Linked DNA regions of Homo sapiens: region 2 is linked to region 1. A link is an interaction called in ENCODE POLR2A ChIA-PET data of the cell type or tissue named here. Cell type or tissue: A673. All regions are shown on one strand.

Region 1 (2,500 bases):
GGCAATAAAGTGAGACCATGTCTACAGAAAGAAAAAAAATTTTATTAAAAACAACAACAAAGCTGGCCAGGTGTCACTGACCTATAAGCAGGTACTAAAGAACTCCAAGAATTTAATTTCTTTTTTTTTTTTGAGACAGAGTTTCGCTCTTGTTGCCCAGGCTGGAGTGCAATGGCGTGATCTTGGCTCACCGCAACCTCTGCCTCCTGGGTTCAAGCGATTTTCCTGCCTCAGCCTCCTAAGTAGCTGGAATTACAGGCATGCGCCACCATGCCCAGCTAGTTTTGTATTTTTAGTAGAGACGGGGTTTCTCCGTGCTGGTCAGGCTGGTCTCGAACTCCAGACCTCAGATGATCCGCCAGCTTCAGCCTCCCAAAGTGCTGGGATTAGAGGCGTGAGGCACAGCGTCTGGCTGTTTTTTTTTTTTGAGATGGAGTCTTACTCTGTCACCCAGGCTGGAGTGCAATGGTGTGGTCTAGCTCATTGCAACCTCCGCCTCCCGGGTTCAAGCGATTCTCCCACCTCAGCCTCACGAGTAGCTGGGACTACAGGTGCGTGCCACCATACCCAGCTAATTGTATTTTTAGTAGCGATGGGGTTTCACTATGTTGGCCAGGATGGTCTTGAACTCCCGACCTTGTCATCCGCCCGCCTTGGCCTCCCAAAGTGCTGGAATTACACGCGTGAACCACCGTGCCCCGCCTATTTTTTTAAATTATTTTTGACACAGGGTCTCATTCTGTCACCTAGACTGGGTTGCAGTGGCATGATCATATATAGCTGACTGCAGCCTTGAACTCCTGGGCTCAAGCGATCCTCCTGCCTCAGTCTCCCAAGTAGCTAGGCCCACAGGTGCTCATCAGCACGTCTAGCTAATTTTAAACTTTTTTGTAGAGGTGGGGGTCTCGGCCAAGTGTGATGGCTCATGCGTTTAATCCCAGCACTTTGGGAGGCTGAGGCAGGTGGATTACTTGAAGTCAGGAGTTCCAGACCAGCCTGGCCAACATGGTGAACCGTCTCTACTGAAAATACAAAAATTAGCTGGGCATGGTGGCGTGGGCCCGTAATCCCAGCTACTTGGAAGGCTGAGGAAGGAGAATCGCCGGAGCCCAGGACACAGAGACTGCAGTGAGCCAAGATCACGCCACTGCACTCCAGCCTGGGCAACAGAGACTCTGATTCCAAAAAAAAAAAAAAAAAAAAAGAGTCTCTCTGCTGCCTAGGCTGCTCTTGAACTCTAGGATTCAAGTGATCCTCCCACCTCAGCCTCCCAAAGCACTAGGATTACAGGCATGAGCCACCCATTTTCAGGGGCGTTAAAAACTAAGCTCCTGGGCTGGGCACAGTGGCTCATGCCTGTAATCCCAGCACTTTGGGAGGCCAAGGCAGGAAGATCACTTAAACCCTAGAGTTGTAAGAACAAGTCCTTGACTACTGTTAAGATGAAGATGTGTTGCAGGCTGGGCGTGGTGGCTCAGACCTGTGATCACCGCACTTTGGGAGTCCAAGGCGGGTGGATCACTTGAAGTCAGGAGTTCAAGACCAGTCTGGCCAACATGGCAAAACCCCGTCTCTACTAAAAATACAAAAATTAGCCGGTAATCCCAGCTGCTCAGGAGGGTGAGGTAGGAGAAATCACTTCAACCCGGGAGGCAGAGGTTGCAGTGAGCCAAGATCACACCACTGCACTTGAACTCAAAAAAAAAAAAAAAAAAAGATTTGTTGCTACTTAAAGCCTGAGAAAGCATGGTCATTCTTCAGAGCCATAGTGTTTTGTTTTGTTTTGTTTTGTTTTGAGACGGAGTCTTGCTCTGTCGCCCAGGCTGGAGTGCAGTGGCGTGATCTCGGCTCACTGCAAGCTCCGCCTCCCGGGTTCACGCCATTCTCCTGCCTCAGCCTCCCGAGTAGCTGGGACTACAGGCGCCCGCCACCACGCCCAGCTAATTTTCTGTATTTTTAATAGAGATGGGGTTTCACCGTGTTAGCCAGGATGGTCTCGATCTCCTGACGTCATTATCCACCTGCCTCGGCCTCCCAAAATGCTGGGATTACAAGCGTGAGCCACTGTGCCTGGCCCAGAGCCATAGTTTTTAGCAGTCTTTTTTTGAGAAAGGTGTTGACCCCTCAAACCTCAACATTCTTACTTACCTTTGAGGGATGGTGCTACACAATTTGTATATCAGCTACCTATATCAGGCAGTAAATTATTTCTTAGGTATATACCTCTTATGGCTTGAATGTGCCCCTAAAAAGGATGTTTTGGAAATTAAATCCCCAGTGCAACAGTGTTGGGAGGTAGGGGCCTAATGGAAGATGTTGACATCACGAGAGGACATTCAAACCACAGGAGTAATCAAGGAAGTTTCTCCTAGAAACATTTAAATTTATATTTTATTTTATGTATTTATTTGAGACAGGTTCTTACGGTCGCCCAGGCTGGAGTGCAGTGGCAAAACCTCAGTTCACTGCAACCTCCACCTCCTGAGTAGCTGCGATTATA
Region 2 (2,500 bases), 1.2 Mb before region 1:
TCACTGCAACCTCAAACTCCTGAGCTCAAGCAATCCTCCCAACACACCCTCCTGAGTAGCTGGGATTACAGGCACATGCCACAACACCCAGCTAATTTTTAAACTTTTTGTAGAGACAGGGTCTTGTTATGTTGCTAGGCTGACCCTGAACTCCTGGCCTCAAGCATTCCTCCCGCTTCAGGAGGAACTCCCACCTGCTTCACCTCCCAAGGTGCTGACATTACAGGTGTGACCACCACACCCAGCTGGTACTTTTTAAAGATTATCAGGCTGGGCACGGTGGCTCACACCTGTAATCCCAGCACTTTGAGAGGCTAAGGCAGGCGGATCACCTGAGGTCAGGAGTTTGAGACCAGTCTGGTCAACACAGCAAAACCCCATCTCTACTAAAAATACAAAAATTAGCCAGGCATGGTGGTGCGTGCCTGTAGCCCCAGCTACAGGAGGCTGAGGTAGAAAACTGTTTGAACCTGGGAGGTAGAGGATGCAGTGAGCCGAGATCACGCCACTGCACTCCAGCCAAGGCGACAGGGTGAGACTGTCTCAAAAAAAAAAAAAAAAAAAAGATTATCTCTTATTATGCAATCCCAACTCTGCTAGGTTAGATATTGAACTTATTTTTCAAATGAGAAGATCAAAGTATATGTTCGTCATCCTTTGATATGTTAGGCAAAGGAAAGACCTAGTCACTAAATGCTAATTTCAGACTCAGAATACTAAAACAAGAGCATAATAAAACAAGAATATAATGCTGTAAAAGAGAATAAAATAAGTAAGATGAATACTGAAAACTGGAGATGCTAAATGATCCTTGTTAAAGTTTCTCTAAGAAATGGTATGAGTCTTAAATGGAGGAGATATACAGGAAAAGCTAAAGGAGACCTTTTGTAAAATTGCTCTACCCTCACTAAATGGTTATAAACCAAGCACTACTGGAAAACAGACACTCAAGAGGGGATTAGGATCAGAATTGCTAAACAGATTACAATTGCTTATATGATCAGTCATCCACAAGACATTTTGGCAGATCTTACCCAAAGCTGCTTAATAGGACTAGGCCAAGAGCTAAAGAAATAAGAACTGAGGCTGAATTGTTTGCAGGAATAGGTATATTTAGAGGGGAATTTAGATAATGCATTCTGAAGGGACAGATGAGAATGAGGACAGGAATGGATAATATCGTAGGAAAAATAATGCAAAAAAAAAAAAAAAAAAGGCCAGAGGCTCACAGCTAGTTCTAGGTTTGACAAATCTAGAACTGTTCCTCAAACCTAAGGGTTGTTTCTTAAAATACAATTAGGCGGCCAGGTGCAGGGCTTCATGCCTGTAATCCCAGCACTTTGGGAGGCCACAGTGGGTGGATCACCTGAGGTTGGGAGTTTGAGACCAGCCTGACCAACGTGGTGAAGCCCCGTCTCTACTAAAATACAAAAATTAGCTGGGCATGGTGGCAGGCACCTGTAATTTCAGCTACTCAGGAGGCTGAGGCAGGAGAATTGCTTGAACCCAGGAGGCACAGGTTGCAGTGAGCTGAGATCGCCCCATTGCACCACAGCCTGGGCAACAAGAGCGAAACTCCATCTCAAACAACAACAACAACAACAACAACAAAAATACAATTAGCCATCTATTCTCTCTTTTAACATCTTGTCATTCCTTATAATCCTGCCAATCTTCCCATAATTACTCCCACTGTCCACACAACCTTTAGAGACTAGTGTTTTCCAAATCTGTCTATTCATATGAATGATTTAGGGTATCTCTCTGTTGCCCAGACTGGAGTGCAATAGCACGATCGTAGCTCACTGCAGCCTTGAACTCCTAGGCTCAAGTGATCCTCCCAGGTCAGCCTCCTGAGTAAGCTGGGACTACAGGCACACGCCACCATGCCTGGCAATTAAAAAAAAAATTTTTTTTTTTTTTTGGAGATACAGTCTCCAGCCCAGTCTGGAGTACAGTCACAGAATCTTGGTTCACTACAACCTCCGCCTCCTGGGTTCAAGCAATTCTCCTGCCTCAGCCACTCGAGTAGCTGGGATTACAGGCATGCGCCACCAGGCCCGGCTAATTTTGTATTTTTAGTAGAGACAGGGTTTCACCATGTTGGCCAGGCTAATCTTGAACTCCTGACCTCAGGTGATCTGCCTGCCTCGGCCTCCCAAAGTGCTGGGATTACAGGCTTGAGCCACCGCACCTGACAAATTTTTTTTTTCTTTTTTTTTTTTTGAGGCAAAGTCTCGCTCTTGTCCCCCAGGCTAGAGTGCAATGGCGTGATCTCAGCTCACTGCAACCTCCGCCTCCCAGGTTCAAGCGATTCTCCTGCCTCAGCCTCCCGAGTAGCTGGGATTACAGGCGCCTGCCACCACACCTGGCTAATTTTTATATTTTTAGAAGAGATGGGATTTCACCATCTTGGCCAGGCTGGTCTCAAACTTCTGACCTCAGGTGATGTGCCCGCCTTGGCCTCCAAAAGTGCTGGGATTTAGCACCTGGCTAAAAT

Evidence for each region. Peaks named below come from ENCODE experiments on the same cell type or tissue, not always from the same donor. Only the 100,000 strongest peaks of a DNase experiment are listed, where the experiment ranks them.
Region 2: POLR2A ChIA-PET joins it to region 1 with 6 read pairs; 1 of 35 experiments calls an interaction of 5 or more read pairs at or near these places.

What each region holds. Positions count from the first base shown.
Region 1 is chr11:47,761,724-47,764,223 of GRCh38, forward strand. All of the region lies in intron 2 of FNBP4 (formin binding protein 4), which reads right to left. Among named protein-coding and RNA genes, the nearest start is that of FNBP4, 4.4 kb to the right of the region's middle. In A673, no CTCF peak of the experiment used is centred here; no DNase peak of the experiment used is centred here.
Region 2 is chr11:46,606,715-46,609,214 of GRCh38, forward strand. The region is part of intron 2 of HARBI1 (harbinger transposase derived 1); the gene reads right to left. Among named protein-coding and RNA genes, the nearest start is that of HARBI1, 9.3 kb to the right of the region's middle. In A673, no CTCF peak of the experiment used is centred here; a DNase peak (open chromatin) is centred at 977.